2 separate regions of the Homo sapiens genome follow, and region 1 is linked to region 2. Evidence: read pairs that join two places in POLR2A ChIA-PET (ENCODE). Cell type or tissue: HepG2. All regions are shown on one strand. Links, peaks and the distances in the headings refer to the core of each region. The heading gives the core; the rest is flanking DNA.

What was found. Peaks named below come from ENCODE experiments on the same cell type or tissue, not always from the same donor. Only the 100,000 strongest peaks of a DNase experiment are listed, where the experiment ranks them.
Region 1: POLR2A ChIA-PET joins it to region 2 with 5 read pairs; 5 of 35 experiments call an interaction of 5 or more read pairs at or near these places.

Annotation. Positions count from the first base shown.
Region 1 is chr15:58,332,441-58,341,348 of GRCh38, forward strand. No RefSeq gene overlaps it. Among named protein-coding and RNA genes, the nearest start is that of LIPC, 95 kb to the right of the region's middle. RefSeq lists enhancers at 1-633, 1-84. In HepG2, for the core only: no CTCF peak of the experiment used is centred there; no DNase peak of the experiment used is centred there.
Region 2 is chr15:58,568,460-58,577,367 of GRCh38, forward strand. It overlaps LIPC (lipase C, hepatic type), which reads left to right. Exons shown (of 9, transcript NM_000236.3): 9 at 257-1,385. The coding sequence ends at 368. Among named protein-coding and RNA genes, the nearest start is that of LIPC-AS1, 74 kb to the left of the region's middle. In HepG2, for the core only: no CTCF peak of the experiment used is centred there; DNase peaks (open chromatin) are centred at 4,972 and 6,282.

The DNA of each region.
Region 1 (8,908 bases), core at 1,767-6,766, 240 kb before region 2:
GCAGCTACACTCTAGGAAATGTGAGACGCCCCAGAGCCCTGTGAAGGAGACAGGACAGGCAGCCCACAGGTCTGTCACATCTCAAGGCTGATTCTCTGTTTTGTTTCCCACCCCCAGTGCCAAATGCTAAGCTGCGTTTCAGAGACAGCTCTAAAAGGGAACAAGTACCCAGCCTTCCCTGAATCCCCCAGTCATATTTTCACATACACACAAAGGAGCCTTAGAGATCATTTAAATCAATCTTCTCATTTTCTGGAAAAGAATTTGAGGCCCAGAGAGGTCAAGCAACATGACCAAGGTCATAAAGTGAATTAGAGGTGGAACTGGGAATAGAACCTGGGTCTTCTGTCTCCCAGGCCCTCTGCACTGTCTACTCACCACACTATCAGGAGAATCAGACTTGTGCTGCTGAGTGAATGGGGCCAACTCTCTCCTCCATGAATGGAGGCAACAAGGGCAACCTTTAAGGAGAGATGACTGCTGGAATTTCAGCTCTGCCCTTTGTTCTTCTCTCAGAGGGGTTCTGTGTTTGGCAGACTGTCCCCCCTCTACCTGCAGGGATCCCTGCAGTCCTGGGGGATTGGGGTTAAGCTTTCTCTCTCCCAGAAAACATAGATCACTCTGAAGGCAGTTACAAACTGAGGATGATCCACAGATTATTTCTTGGCTAAGACAAGAGGAAGTTGTCTTAAATAAACCAGTATGAGAGTTTATTGCATTCCATCTGGGTGCTTGATGATCCCATGTCCCTTTTTCTCTCTGTTGACTTTCTAAGTAAACAATTTGTTAGCTCAGAGATGACTCAAATTCATAGAATCAGTAAATGAGAAAGGACTACAAAGTTCCCCTAGTCTGAACCCCCTACACTCAGCCAGTAACCACCTCTACAACATTTCTAGATTGACACTACCCTCAGCTTGAATGCTGAGAAGGATGAACAACTCTTCCTCCCTCAGTGATAGCCCCTTTTTTGCAGGATAGACCTAAGCAGTAGGCGTCAGCCATTCTGTGATGCCAGTTTTGCCCTTTAGGTCAAAATAAAGCAAGTATTTTCTCTTCTTTGCACCACAACTTGTGTCTTTGCTCATGACTTACAGGACAAGCTAAAACAGACAAAACCATTCTTGACCCTCAAAGGCTGAGTGTCCCACTGGTGGGCTAGACAGGGCTCTTACTCAGTTTTGTGTTACCACATGATTACCATGAGTCTTTACAAAACCCTTGCCCACCTCCCCTAGAGAAATTGAGTAAGGAAGAATGATGAGTGCCAAACCTGTCCATTTGCTTCTTGCCAGCAATTCCGGTGAAAGGTCTGACTGAGGAAGAGGCTGAACCCATCTGAGGTATTCTATAATTAGCGTCTTTCTTCCTCTCCCACTTACCATTAAGGTAGACCAGGATATTCATGAAAAATTCCTCATTTGCCATTTCATTCCTTTTGGAAACCACATGTGAATTTCATTCAGTTAAAAAAAGTCAATTCCTTACCCGACACCAGGTAGCATTCTAAAGGATATAACAGTGAATGAAACAGAGGAAGCCCTACCCTCATGAAGCTTATGTTTTAATAAGGAAGACTACCATCAACTAATAGTTAAACATTATAATATCGAGAACTTATATGTACTATGAAGGAAAACAAAGCAAGGAGAGGGCAAAAGGTGATGGAGCTGCTATTGGCGAAGGCAGGCCTAGGAGGAGACATCGATTGAGCAGAGACTGGAGTGGAGTGAAGGATTCCTCCTTGGAAATGTCTGCAGGAAGTGCTGTAAGAGGAAATAACTGCAAGAAAGCCCTGAATGTTGTGCGAACGGGATCAACTAGAATGAGTTTCAGACGACTTTTCATAGGTAGATATGATTTTCAAGCCAAATTTTTCTGATAGCTGAGAAAATTCAACATGGCATTACCTGCCTTTGAAATTCTTTAGCATTCCAGAAATCAGGTGGGACCATCAGGATATGAACAAAGTGGTCAAACAATCTTACCTTTGTGAAACACTGTCTCACATGTTATCCTTTTTAATGATCACAACAACCTCACAAGGTGGATATCATTATCCATAACAAACTGAGGCTGAAGTAAGTGAAGTGTCTAGAGAGTGGCAGAGCCAAGACTAATAGAATCTGGTGTTGTGACTCTGGTCAGTACATTGGTTTACATAAGTACCCAGTTTCTTCACCAAATCACATAGTGTGGAGAAAAACACAAGGACATATGGGCTTGTAAATTTAACCTCAAATCTGAAACAATATCCAATATTGGAGATCAATATTTCTCTGATGGTGTGGCAGTGCACCATTTAGCTCTCTTCCAAGAGGAAATGCCAAAGGGAGCAGAGTTGACTGCCAGCCCCAGTTAGCATCCTTGGGGCCTGCCTCCCTATTGGTATCAAGGCCACACCTCCCCTGGGCTGCTTGTGGTGGGAACAAGTGCTAGCCCCTTCCTGCTGGACATAGGCTGCCTGCAACAAGCAGCCTTTGCATTCAGGGACTCCTGTGGACCTGGCCAGGATTCTCTGAGGAATGTGCTGCAGTCCGAGGAGCTCTGCCCAGTTCTTCCTTCCCTCTCTCCTTTCACAGGTGGCAGGTCAGCACACATGGTCTGAAGGCTGTCTGCCATCTCCTGTTTCTACCCCCTTATCCTTCACAGTCTTTTCTCCCAACACGTCTCTAGCAAAATCAACCTTGTCTTGGCATCTGCTTCTCAGAGGACCCAAATTGGCATAATTGCTAATCTAAGTGGTTTTGTTTTTATGAAAGGGCTAGATTATTAGTTCATTTTATCTTTGTCTTTCTGTACTTGAAATCCCAAAAGAAAAAGAAAAAAAAAATGCTTATTTTCAGTTATCAGTGTCAGACTTTTGGCTTCATTAATTGTTGATTTTAGCAAAAACATAAAGGGAATTTCTGAGATTTTGCTGGTGTGAACTGGGGTGAGGTCTTGGCCTGGGTTCTGGTTTTTATTTTAGCAGTTGCCAATCTGCTTTCACAGGTCCTTATATAAAGCAAACACCTCAGCTGTTGCGTTACCTGGCTGTGAATTCCAAGCTTAGAGCTAATCCAAGTTGTCAATGCATATTCTAAAGTATCTAAGTAGTCATAGAAGATTGCTGCTAAGAAGTGCTAAAGGCAATTGGAGGGATCTGGACGACCACTACCCAGCAGAAATATAATGTGAGCCACAGAAGTAAATGCAGGCACACCTCACTCTATTGTGCTTTGTGTTATTGTGCTTTGCAGATACTGTTTTTTAACAAAGTAAAGACTTCTGGCAGTCCTGCTCAAGTCTATTGCTGCCATTTTGCCAACACCATGTCCTCATTTTGTGCCTCTATGTCACATTTGGGTAATTCTCACAATATTTCAAACTTTTTTATTATTATTATATCTGTTTTAGTGATCCATGATCAGTGATATTTGATGTTACTATCATAATTGTTTTGGGGTGCTATGAACTGTACCCATAGAATACAGTGAACTTCATCAATAAATGTTGTGTGCGTTTTGACTGCTCCACTGACCAGCCATTCCCTGTCTTTCTCCATCTCCTCAGGCCTTCCTATTTCCTAAGACACAACAATATTGAAATTAAGCCAATTAATAACCCTACAGTAGCATGTAAGTGTTCAAGTGAAAGGAAGAGTCACACATCTCTCACTTTAAGTCAAAAGCTAAAAACAATTAAGCTTAGTGAGAAAGGCATATCGAAAGCAGAGAAAGACTGAAAGCTAGGCCTCTTACACCAGTCAATTATGAATACAAACGAAAAGTTATTGAAAGAAATTTAAAGTCCCACTCCAATAAACACACGAATGATAAAAAAAAAAAAGCAAAATTTAAAGTCCTACTCCAGTAAACACATGAATGATTTTTAAAAAAAGCCTTACTGCTGAGGTAGAGAAAGTTTCAGTGATCTGGACAGAAGATCAAACCAGCCACAACATTCCTGTAAGTCAAAGCCTAATCCAGAGCAAGGCCCTCAACATCAAGACAAGACCATCCAGCAGCAAAAAGATCACAACTCGCTGAAGGTGCAGATGATCATTAGCATTTTTTAGCAATAAAGTATTTTTAAGTTAAAATATACATATTGTTGTTATTTTAGACATAATGCTATTGGATGCTTAACACACTATAGTATAGTGTAAACATAACTTTCATGTGCACTGGGAAACGAAAAATCCACGTCACTCACTTTATTGCAATATTTGCTTGATCGCGATGGTCTGGAACTGAACTCACAATATCTCTGAGATATGCCTGAATAGCCACATGTGAAAAAAGAAGAAGGCCAGGCATGGTGGTTCATTCCTGTAATCCCAGCACTTTGGGAGGCTGAGGAAGGAAGACTGCTTGAGCCCAGGAGTTTGAGACCAGCCTAGACAACATAGCGAGACCTCGTCTCTAATAAAAAAAAAAAAAAATTAAATTAAAAATTAAAAAATGGAAAACAAAACAGATAAACTTCATTTTAATCTAATTATTACAACTGTAATAATTAATTTTAATAATGGTACATTTAACCCAATACATCAAAAATATTATCATTTCAACATGTAACCATATTTAAGTGTTATTGGTGAAATAGCTTACTTTTTTTTTTTTTTTTTACACTAAGTCTATAGACAAGCTACGTTTCTTTCAATGCTCAATAGCCACATGTGGCTAGTGGCTACCATGTTCAGCAGTGCATATCTAGGTACTCCCAGGTTTGAGAAATAATATTTGGATATGGAGCAGCTGACAAGCTATTTCCTGGTGTTCCCATAAACTGGTTATAGCGCTACACCTACCCCCAATGGAGAATTTGTCAAATCATTACCCGAGGGGATTTTTATTCAGGACTTTTCTCCCATTTGCTAGGAAATCTAAAATATTCATTTTGAAATAAAATATTCCTTGGATGGAGTTTTAGGCACATTTCAGATATTAGCTCCCATAATTATTTTAAATAAGTCTTTATAGCTAATCAAGTGTACAAAACCATGAGGCTATTTTCTTTTTGCAAACATGTCTAATCCTAGAGCTCTGGCAGTTCCTCATTAAGTGAGTCTGATTTCTTCTGTCCCCTTCTGCAAAGTGGCAACTGCCCACCCTCTCCTGGCCATGTATGCCCTCAGCAGAAACCACCACTCTTGACCTTGACTACTGTAAGAAAGTACTATGAAATTAAGATTCTTTTAACTGGAATCATCCATTTAAAACCTACTTCACACGAGGCAAGTATTGGGTAAGTATTTGCCTATGCATTTTCTCACTTAATTTTCAGCCTTACGTTATTATTTCCATTTTATAGTTTAAAGAAATTGAGTTTCTAAAAGCTAAGTAACTTGGCCAGTGTCACATTGCTAATCACTCTACATTCCTTTAAAAGTTGGCATTGGGAGACTGATAGTCTGAACCAATTTACAATGTTGATGGCACTGTAAATTGATTCAATCTTTTCTGAGATTAACTTGGCAATGTTTAACAGCAATAAAATGGTCCATGCCCTTTTATACAATTATTTTGGCATTTATTCTGAGAGTAATACATGCACATCCTCCTGTATACTTTAAGCCATTTCTAGATTACTTTTAATACACTCACATATCAACTTGTGCAAAGATGTTTCTGACAGAGAATTAAACACCCCAAACTTTTTCACTTATTTAACAAATATTTATTGAATACCTGCTATGTGCTAAGCAAGGATTCAGCAGGAGAAAAAAAAATTAAAGAACAAAGATGATCTCTGCTTTCATGAAGAAGTTTCATGCACAATTATCTTGAGTGCAACAGAAGAATGAATAATGAAAGCCAAGTACATAATGTTGAATTGTCTAGTAGTCTAATAGCTACATTAAAAAGGTAAGAAGAAACAAGAAAAATTACTTTAAATAATATATTTTATTTAACCCAATATATTCAAAATATTATTTCAACATACAATCAAACATAATAAATCAATTAATAATATAGTTTACATTCTTTCTTTCATATTAAGCCTTCAAAATCTGGTGGCTATTTTATACTTAAAGGACATCTCGATTTGAACACCAAATTTTCATCAGAAATACTAAATTTGTATTTAGATTTTAAAAAATATACCATTAAAAAATAGATTCATATAACCAAAGTGTTCTAAACACATTTAAAAGTTTCGAAATAAGTCAATCAAACATCAAAAATAATTTTTTTCTTTTTATTTTTTTGAGACAGAGTCTTGCTGTCTTGACCAGGCTGCAGTGCAGTGGCATGAAGTCTGCCGGCTGCAACCTCCACCTTGCTGGTTCAAGCGATTCTCCAGCCTCCTGAGTAGCTGAAACTACAGGCATGCACTACTACGCCCTGCTAAATTTTTTTGTATTTTTAGTAAAGAAGGGGTTTCATCATGTTGGCCAAACTGATCTCGAACTCCTGAACTCAGATGATCCGTCTGCCTCAACCCCCCAAAGTGCTGGGATTACAGGTGTGAGCCACCATGCCTGGACCCAATTTTATTTTAATATTTGCATCTACATTGGCCAAAATAGCTCACCTTTTTTTAGAAGAAAAAGTGTACCCATTTTAAATAAACTTTTGTCCAAGTTAGGTAAATTCACCAACTCTTGGGTCAGCTCAGTCTCACTGGCATGAACTCAAAAGAATAATATATAAATAAATAGGAAAAGAATTCTAAATGTATCAATATGAACAAAATGTCTTCCCAGTTTTTCTAGAAAAGAGACTTTTTGCAACCAATTTACATAGTACTCCAGGACCCTCCAGAGGATATGAATATCTATGGCTGCCCAAGTCCCTGATATAAAATGAAGTAGTATTTGCATACAACCTATACACATCCTCCTGTATAATTTCAGTCACTGATACATTACTTATAATACCTAATACAATGAAAATGCTTGCAGATAATTATTTTACAGTGTATTGTTTTTAAATTTGTATTACTTTTTATTGTTGTATTGTGATTTTTATTCTTTCCCAAATATTTTCTATGTACTGTCCATTGAATCTGCAGATGACATTGTAAGCTGGTTCAACCTGAGAATATAGGCCAACTGTACTTTCTTTTTTGGTTTTAAAATTTTGTTTTATTGTGGCAAGAACATTTACCATGAGATCTACCCTCTTAATAGGTTTTTGTTTGTATTTTGTAGAGAGAGACAGAGTCTGGCTTTGTCACCCAGGCTGGACTGTGGTGGTATAATCATAGCTCACTGCAGCCTTGAACTCTTGGAATTAAGGGATCTTCCTGCCTCAGCCTCCTGAGTAGCTAGAGCTATGGATATGTACCACTACACCACTACGCCTGGCTAGTTTGTTGTGTGGTTTTGGTATTTTGGTAGGGTTTCTTGTTGTTGTTGTTGTTTGTTTTTTCTTTTTGTTTTTTCTTTTTTTGGTTTTGGTTTCTGTTTTTTTGTAGAGACAAAGTCTTGCTCCGTTGTCCAGGTTGGTCTTGAACTCCTGGTCTCAAGCAGTCTTCCCACTTCAGCCTCCCGAAGTTCGGGATTATAAGCATAAGGCACGCGCCTAGCCCCTGTACTTACAGTTACAATTTAAATCTTCTGCACTTGATTTATGTTAGAAAAAAGATGTAAAATTGTTATCATTGGTTTGAATTATGAAAGTCTTCAATTTCAACATAAATTTTTGTGCCTGTCTAATTAGGTCACAAATAAGCTGTTCCTTTACTTGAAACTTCAAATTTAGCTTGTTCATATGCAGTGTAACATTGAAGAGAAAACACAAATCACATTACCATTTTGTGTCTTTGACTATTTGGCAAGTATTCCTTTGGTTTCAAGAAAATCTTGAATTGGATCTAACAGTACAGCAAATCTTTGTAAAACTCTTCCACGACTCAATCAACCAGTATTGGCAAAGAACACAGGATCGTTAAATTCATCATCTTCTATTTCTTTCAGTGGTTCCACAGACTGGTGATGATTCATAGCTTTTGCACATATACTGAACAATCTTAACAACTGCATCCATACAGCTTTCATAGTCTCCTTCAGAAAACTGAGCACATGTAGTTTCAGTAATACGTATTACATCATGGAATTAAGAATTAAGGGAAACATCAATCTCTTATTCCAAGATTCTAATAAATCTACATTTTTAAACTGATGTAACTAGATCACAATTACAACAGAAGCTAATTTTTTCATATCTAAATGAATTTCTTTGATAGCTATAAGAGATTCACGCAAGGACAGAAAACCAAACACCACATGTTCTCACTCATAGGTGGAAATTGAACAATGAGAACACTTGGACACAGGGCAGGGAACGTCACACACCGTGGCCTGTCAGGGGATTGGGGGCTGGAGGAGGGATAGCATTAGGAGAAATACCTAATGTAAATGACGAATTAATGGGTGCAGCAAACCAACGTGGCATAAGTATACATATGTAACAAACCTGCACATTGTGCACATGTACCCTAGAACTTAAAGTGTAATAATAAAAAAAAAAGAAGAAGAAAGTAAAGATTAGAAAGGTGAAGCAAAAAAAATAGAGAGATTCAAAGATATTCATGCCTTGAGTTCAACTTTTTAGGGCACAAATTCACATTTCTTTGTAAATTTGGAAGTCGTTTGAGAAGAAAGTTGTCTAAGTGCTAACTGAACAGTGTCTTTTACATCACTGAGCTCATCGAAACCTGGAGAAAAGTACTTGCAGTTTTTCAAATTTGAATCAATTTATCTTTGATATTATTAAATGGTCTTATATTCTACTAACAACTGTTTGGTGGCTTAATTGAAGATCTTTCACTTTTTATAAAATGGTATTTTTAGTCTTTTCCATTATCATTTCCAACAAATTTTCATAACTGAGATAATTTATTTTACTCTTTGTCCACCTAAAAGTGATTTCCATTTTCGTTCAAGAATCCAAGCCATTTTAAAGATAACCAAAGG
Region 2 (8,908 bases), core at 1,928-6,927:
GCCCCAGGACTTTCCTTCTTACAGAACTGAAATCACCCCAGTGTAGAACTCCAGGAAGTCTTACACTGATGGCTTTCACTGACTTGGGTTTTGTTTTTCTCTGAAGTTACAAAAATATTTGCGAACATAAGAATCTAACTTAAAAAAAGACATCACATGCCTTACACAAATTGAGTGAAATTTGATAAAGAATGAAACACTTCAATAAGCTCCACCTAAAACTTAATGCTGTGTTTGCTTCCTGTTTTCTATTCAGAATGACATTTTGTTCAGAAAACACAGATGACCTACTACTTCGCCCAACCCAGGAAAAAATCTTCGTGAAATGTGAAATAAAGTCTAAAACATCAAAGCGAAAGATCAGATGAGATTTAATGAAGACCCAGTGTAAAGAATAAATGAATCTTACTCCTTATCTGGAATGGCTGCCTTATTTAGAAGCCAAAATTACATAAAGAATCTCACACAAAGCTTAAATAAAGTTTAGATTTAAGGGGGGTATGTTTCACTCTCATAAACTGAGCTTTTAAAAACGATATGATATAACTATTTTCCAGTATCAGTACAACCAAAAATGTCCCAATTTTATCTCTGGTTAAATGTTAATATATGCAAATAAGTACAAATGCAAGAGCCATTTTAGATCTGTTGTTCTAATTTACAATGTCTTTTATAATTAAGTTTCCCACATGTCCTTGCTAGTTTATTATGACCCATTTTTGAACCATGCTAGAAAGATACTTTTTTATTAGGTAACTAGTGCTTCAATAAAGCAAGATTCTAATTAATCACCACTAGTTGTGTATACCAAATACACATCCTTTAAGACAATACAGTTCTTAAAAGAAGAAAAATTATAATTATTCTAATATTTATACAAATCATATAACGATTTCACAGAACCAAACACTTACAAGTAGAATTCTACTAAAACTACTTGTGATAACAGTGAAAGCTAGACATGTGGTCATTTTAATAATGGAATTACAAATTAAATAAACATAATTATTATATCTTACTAATGCTTGCAACAAAAGCTAATTTTAAAAACTTGGAATGTCTCAAAGCATTTGCTATGGACTGAATGTTTGAGTCACCCCAAAATTCATATGCTGAAATCTAATCCCCAATGTGATGGTGTTTGGAGGTGGGGCCTTTGGGAGGTGATCAGGTCATGAGGGTGGAGCCCTCATAAGTGGGATTAGTGCCCTTATAGGGGATAAAGGATCAGAACTCTCTGCCATGTGCGGATATGAGAAGGCAACTATATGCAAACCAGGAAGTTGACCCTCACCTGGAAGTAGACTACCAGATCTGCTGGCACCTTTATCTTGGACTTCTCAGCTTCCAGAACTGTGAGAAATAAATGTTTCTTGTTTAAGCCATCCAGACTATGGTAATTTGCTATAGAAGCCTGAACTAACTGAGAGAGTTAGATGTCAAATTTCAAACTGTCCAATAAGTGAAATAATAATGTTTTGACCAGCAAATTCCATCACAAAGCACATGGTGACAATGGACGCTAAATATGGTAATCAGTTAGATATGTGTTTTACATAATTCAGAGAGGAGGAACATGTTATGCACATTAAACAAGCTAACCTAACTTGCACTTAGGCTCAGCTATATACAGACCATAATTCATATTCTCTTCACCAAAGCGGGGTAAACTGGGGCTCATGAAAACAAAAATCCTGGAAAGATGTCTGCCTCTGACTAATCAATTTAAAATTATCTTGCATGATTCACTTTTATTTCCCTTTGAAAGACCTAGAAATCTAAAACTTATGGGGTGGTGGGATAGGAAGAACAGCTGGTCAATGTTTCCAAATGAAGCATTCTGTCCTGAATGCTAATCTTACCTGCAAAAGTATTTGACCCTACTTTTAGGGAATGTGTGTGAGTGTGTGTCTAAAATTGATAGATAATAAAATGAACATTTCCCATTATGTCTAGAATACTAAGGTTTACAATAAAATGTTTGCATTGGATTGCCAGGTTTTATCATTAACGATCCAGAAGGAATTTAGAATATCACTTTTGAAAAACAACAGGGAAACACTCTTTGCTGTATATGCAACAGAGTCCATGCATATGTATTCCAGGAGACATGTATGTGAGCCTTGAAATCATCGCAGCCAGAAACAGCCCAAATGTCTGCCAGTACGATGCAGAAATGAACTGGGTTATAGTCTTGCTAATGGACTGTCGTACAACCGTAAGAAAGATAAGCCAAAGCTACACACACAAAAGAACAGAGCTGGGGCCAGCGTGAGGCAGCGAGGCATCTAGGGAGCAACATTTAAGGAAGCACTCATGCATTTTTCGTTTGCACAAAGACACAAAAAAAGGTATAGTATGATACAAACAATGGATAAACACCTGTAATCCCAGCACTTTGGGAGGCTGAGGCAGGCTGATCAATTGAGGTCAGGAGTTCGAGACCAGCCTGGCCAACATGGTGAAACCCGGTCTCTACTAAAAATACAAAAATTAGCTGGGCATGGTGGCGCATGCCTGTAATCCCAGCTACTTGGGAGGCTGAGGCACAAGAATCCCTTGAACCCGGGAGGCAGAGGTTGCAGTGATCTGAGATCGCGACACTGCACTCCAGCCTGGGCAATAGGGTGAGACTCCGTCTCAAAAAAAAAAAAAAAAAAACCAAAAGGAAACAAAACAATAAAATCATTATCACAAAAGGAAACAAAACAATAAAATCATTATCACAAAAGTGAGGCTGTGATAATCCCAGGAAAGAGGAAGGGCACCCTGGAGTTCCAGGTGCCAGCAATAGTCTACTTCTTACTCCAGGTGGTGGGTACACACACGTTCACTGATTTAACCGTTCTATATACATCTACATTTCACGCACTTTTTAGTATGAATGTCACCTTTCACAATGTGAAAATTAAAAAGGGAAAATAAAGGGCAGAGTTAAACAAACATGTTTCTACTATAGTGTGATATGTTTCAAAAGTAATATAGTTTCACAAGCAATATAATTAGAAATTATTTCATCTTTAGTAAGAAAACTTGAAGTGCCACAATACATGGTAACATTTTGGGCAGAGAATTCAACAAGCATCCAACGTGACAAGTGGTTAACTGGAACATTTGAAACTCCTCTTGGCATGTCCAAATCTGGTTGCCAATTCTGTTGTCGGTGGATTATTTTCACTTGGAGGGATGTGTTCATCGACATCACATTTTCTTAAGTATATTCGAGTAGGGAAGTCAAATTGGGAAACTGAATAATGCAGTCACATCTGTTCGTTGCACATGCAAAATGCTGGCTCGTGAACTGATTATACACACCTCTCTCCAAAGAATCTGCATTTATGAGCCCACTCAGGAAAGATAACACTAGCATCTTGCCTTTTAGGCAAAAGCTTATTTGTGCTTCTCTTGTAAGAGAGCACTGGGAAAGAAATGGAATGTCGATTACACTGCAGCTGGGCTCTTTGAGGTGAGTAAGTCAGAGAGAGAAGGAAACAAGCACTCCATTCAACATTAAAATGAACGCACTCTGCTGCATCGCAAAGCTCCCTGTCCTCAATGTTCACCTTGAGTCATGTCGGCCGCAAATACTGCAAAAGCTTGGATTGCAATACACGTCTGTGGGGCAGCAAGGCAAGGGGTAAAGCTGCCCAGTGCTGTGCTTGCCCTCCCACAGAGGCTGGACCAAAGTAAAGTCAGAGGGATGGGAAATAGACAAGCAAGATGAAGACTAAAGAAAGTCAGTCCCAAAAGGGACCATTTACATGGTCCCATAATACATACTTCTATTTGAATCCCAATGATCCGTACATGATTAATGGCTCCCGACACATCTCATTCCTTCCCTTCTCTTATCCCTTCCTCCTTTTCTTTTCTCCCCTGGAATTGCTCTGCCTAACTTAGTCCTATTTATCTACCCAGGCCCAGTTATTTTCACCAGTTGCCTCCTAGCCTGGCCAGGCCACAGAGATCTTTCTCTCTTCTGAGCGCCTGGCAATCACATAAGTGACGCTCTCCGCCATCCACTTGGCCTTTAGTTATTTGTGCCCCGCTGATTCCCCTCCAACCTCCCAGCCTCCCTGCTGCTCCCTGCCCTCCATTCAACCATTCCAGGGGAGCCCAGACCTCCTTCCCTACTCGCACGTTTCTCTCTTTATAGGCAATCTCACCCACTCCTATGGCTTTATTTATGATCAACCACATAGGCCAACCATTCTCAGTGTAGAGCTCCAGCCTGGGCCTTCTCTCCAGACCCGTATTCCCATATATTATGCAATTGTCCATTCCACAGTTCCCGCTGTGTCATCTCTCCCTGCATCCAAAAATGAATGCATGATGTTTCTTGCCCCTGGAACCTGCTCATCCCCATTCTCTCTGTTGTTTATCTCCTTGAAGGTCATTACCACCCACCCAGTTGCTGGTGGTGGACTCTGGGGAGTCATCCATTATGTGTCCTCCCCTTTGGCCCCTCACAATCCAATGATCACCATATTCCATGAATTCTACTCTTATTTCTTAAGCGTGTCTATGTCTCCCCACCTCTACTGCCATCAACCCAGCCCAAGCCGAACTATCGCTTACCCAGACATTTGCAACAACTTTCCAACTCATCCCTCAGACACCCTCCTCCCTCTCAATCCCTTCCCCTCACAGCGACCAGAGTGATCTTAAAAAAAAAAAAAAAAAAAAAAGGTTATATCATTTTCCTGCATAAAGCCCTCCCAATGACCTCCCACGTTTTTTGGAAAAAGTCCAAAATAATTACCCTGGCCTTCAAGGCTCCCAGTCAAGCCCCTACTTTTCTCCCCAGTCTTGCCTCCCATTACTCTCTGTCTGTCACTCACTAGGCCATTGTCCAGCTCCACCCACGGAGTGTCCGCCCAGCCTGCATTTTATTTTTAATTTTTATTTATTTATATATTTATTGGAGACAAAGTCTCACTCTGTCACCCAGGCTGGAATGCAGTGGTGCAATCACAGTCATTGCAGCCTTGACCTCCTGGGGCTCAAACAATTCTCCCAGCTCATCCTTCCGAGTACCTGGGACTACAAGTGCACACTGCCACATCCATCTAATTCCTAAATGTTTTGTAGAGACAGGGGTCTCACTATGTTGCCCAGGTTTAGCGTGCACTTTAGAAATGCCTGAGGAGCTTTAAAAACTAGCCCTGCCTCAGCCCCACACCTAGAGATTTTTTACTTAATTGGACTAGGGCAGGGCCCGGAGATTAAGACTGTTGAAAGCTCCCCAGGTGATCCTAATATGCACTAAGTTTGAAACCCAGAGGTCTAGACAACACCAGCCACCTCAGTTCCTTCAAAAGCGCAAAGCTCTCTCCTTGGCCCCTTCTGTTGCTTACACTCCCACCTCTCCTCCATTGCATGCTTGCAGCTCCAAGTTAGGTGTTACTGCTTGGGAGATCATTTAACAATTATCTCATCCTACCCGAGCTTCAAGCAGCTCACCCTGCCATCCATAGTCAATGTTTTTTTATTCTCCTGGTGAAATGATTTGTGGCCATGCCATGCAGAGCCACATTGGAGCCTGAGGCAAAAGGAAAAATCAGTAATAGTGAACCTGTGTTTATTTATATATTTATTTTTTAGATGGGTCTCACTCTGCTACCCAGACTGGAGTACAGTAACATGATCACAGCCCATTGCAGCCTCAACCTCCTGAGCTCGAGGGATCCTCCCACCTTAGCCTCCCAAGTAGCTAGGACTACAGGTGCATGCCACCAAGCCCAGATAATTTTTATATTTTCTATAAAGACAAGGGTTGCCCAGGCTAGTCTTGAACTCCTGGGTTCAAGCAATCCACCCTCCTTACCTTCCCAAAGTGCTGGGATTACAGGAGTGAGCCACTGCACCCAGCCTGATCTTGCTGTCACCTAGGCTGGAGTGCAGTGGCCAAATCAGAGCTCACTGCAGCCTCAACCTCCTGGACACAAGCAATCTTCCGGCCTCAGCCTTCCAAGTCACTGGGATTAGATGTGAGCCACCATGACAGCAAAATGTTTATATTTTATGTATCATAGATTTTTGCATTCATTTCCATTAGAAAAATTTTTGCATTAAAAATTTTCTTGATAACTGAGTTTTTGGAGCCCCCTTACATTTTTGCACTCAAGGCAAGTGCTTCACTAGCTTTACCCTAGCCGTAGGCCTGATCTTTGAAATGGTTTCTTTACTGCCTTTCTCCCCCACTGGCCTTGAAGCTTGGTGAAGTCAGGGAGAGGCTCTCATTGTTCACTGCATTATTCCCAGTGCTCAGCCTATCACCTGGTACAGAGTTGGCATCCTGTAAATGCTTGCTGAGTTAATAAGTGACAGGTATCTCTTCTTATCTGTATTTTTTTCCTCTTGATTAAATCAGAAGCTTCAGCTACCACACCTGTCCAAGATAGAGTTCACTGCTTCCTCATTCAGCTTAGAAACAAAGCCAGGTTGGCGAGGCGGTTGACTTCCTCCCTCCCTCATCTCTTGGCCCTGCCGGCCTCCTCTTACGTTAGCTCAGTTTCTGCCTCAATCAGTTCATCAAAATCCCTTTGGGTTCCTTGACTACATTTTTACTTTTGAAACACGTCTATCACAAAAAGAATTTTCCAGTGTCTTGGAGCTATCTTCCTGTCAAATAAGATAGAATTAGAGAATAACTGTAAGGGTCATCTACAACATCCCTCTCAACCCATTCTGTGCACAGGCACCTTGTTCACTGGCATTTCTGTCACCGTAGGTCTGGGGCACATCCTGACAGCAGGCATTCCTAACAAGCTCTCAGGCGATGCCATTGCGGCTGGTTCCCAGGCCACGCTGAGCAGCGTGAATGTAGACCAGTGTTTCCCAACTTTCCCCAATGATATGAATCACCTGGGCACTAAAAAATAAAGCTTCCCAGACTCCTCCCCTGGAGATTCGAATTCAGCGGGTCAAGGACAGATCCTAAAGATTTTTCTTTTCAACAAGTACCCGGGCTAATTCATCTCTTCAGAAAACTGGGGCAACACTGACGGAGTCCAACACCTTCCTCTCAAGAGAATATCACAGGTGTGGCCCAGCACCGCCAGGGAAAGAGCTTCCCCTACCTTGCCGTACCTTCTCCCCTCGCTTTCTTCCCTGGAAGCCATAGAGAGCAAATCAAACACATCAGCTATCTGAAGACAGTCTGCAGGAGACTGTGAGCCCCTTGAGGGCAGAAGTTGTAATGTATTTTTAGGTTTTGTTATGTGGTTATTTTAGGTTTCTCATTTTAAAGATATTTTATAAGAGTATAAAAGCAGTGCAACAATGCAAAGATATGTAAAGAGAAAGCTGGTCATCCGTCTCCCCGCACCCACCTTCTTCCCCACCCCAGCGACCCGAAGTGAAGATTGGTAACAGCCTGGCAACGTTATTCCTTCGAACATAGACAAGCATTTATCCACACTCAAGGCTTTTGTTTGCTTGTTGTTTTCACCAAAGTGGAACCATCGTATATATATTACTCTACAACTTGCTCAACTTGCTTGCTTTTTGTTTCTGTTTTTGCTTCTTTTTTTTTTTTTTTTTTTTTTTTTTTGTCTTAGTGACTTATTCGTATCCTTACATGCTAAAAGATATGGATCTTTTTTCTAATTTCCTTTTTTTTTTTTTTTTTTTTTTTTGAGAGAAATCTCGCTCTTATCCCCCAGGTTTGAGTGCAATGGCTCGATCTCGGCTCACTGCAACCTCCGCCTCCTGGGTTCAAACGATTCTCCTGCCTCTGCCTCCCAAGTAGCTGGGATTAAGTCGCCTGCTACCACACCAGGCTAATTTTTGTATTTTTTAGTAGAGATGGGGTTTCACCATGTTGGCCAGGCTGGTTTCAAACTCCTGACCGCAAGTGATGCGCCCACCTCAGCCTCCCAAAGTGCTGGGATTACAGGCGTGAGCCACTGCTCCCAGCCCTTTTTTCTAATTTCTGTATGCCTATTATACAATATTTTTTTATAAATAGAAGTATACATGCTGGAGGGGTTAGTGCAATCTTTTTCCTCCTCTTGTTACTTGGGTCAATGCCCTCTCCCCTGACCCATGTTCATAACCAGGAGTGTAATTCTGAAGTTTTTCTATAGTCATATATACTACCATATACAGACATCCCCAAAGAGAAGGGACTTGTTACTGTTTCACAAACATGTAATTATACATTCTTTTCAGCAAATTGATTTCCTTACTCAACAATATGAGCTGAAATATTTCTGGGTCAATTGGTACAGATCTTATTATTTTTTAATTTTTTTCTTAATTTTTTAGAACTCCAGTCTGTTGTCCAGACTGGAGATCAGTGGCCCTATCACAGCTCCCTGCAACCTCAAACTCCTGGCCTCAAACAAAATGCTTGGATTACAGGTGTGAGCCACAGTACCCAGCCTCACTACTTTTGATGATTGCATAATATTCCCCATTGTAGACAGAACCTTAATTTATTGTCAGTCTCATACTGATGTGCCTTCACTTTTCTCCAGCTTTTTGCCTTTCTGAAAAGTGCTGCATTTAACATCCTTATACATGTATTCTCATATACCTATTTGTGGGAAATATTTCTAGTAGTATAATTTTTTTTTTTTTTTTTTGAGACAGAGTCTCGCTCTGTCACCAGGCTGGAGTGCAGTGGTACAATCTTGGCTCACTGCAACTTCCACCTCCCAGGTTGAAGTGATTCTCCTGCCTCAGCCTCCCGATTAGCTGGGACTACAGACGCATGCCACCATGCTTGGCTAATTTTTTCTATTTTTAGTAGAGACGGGGTTTCACCATATTAGCCAGGATGGTCTCCATCTCCTAACCTCGTGATCCACCCACCTCGGCCTCCCAAAGTGCTGGGATTACAGGCGTAAGCCACCGCCACCGTGCCCGGCCCTTTTTTTTTTTTTTTTTTTTTTTTTTTTTT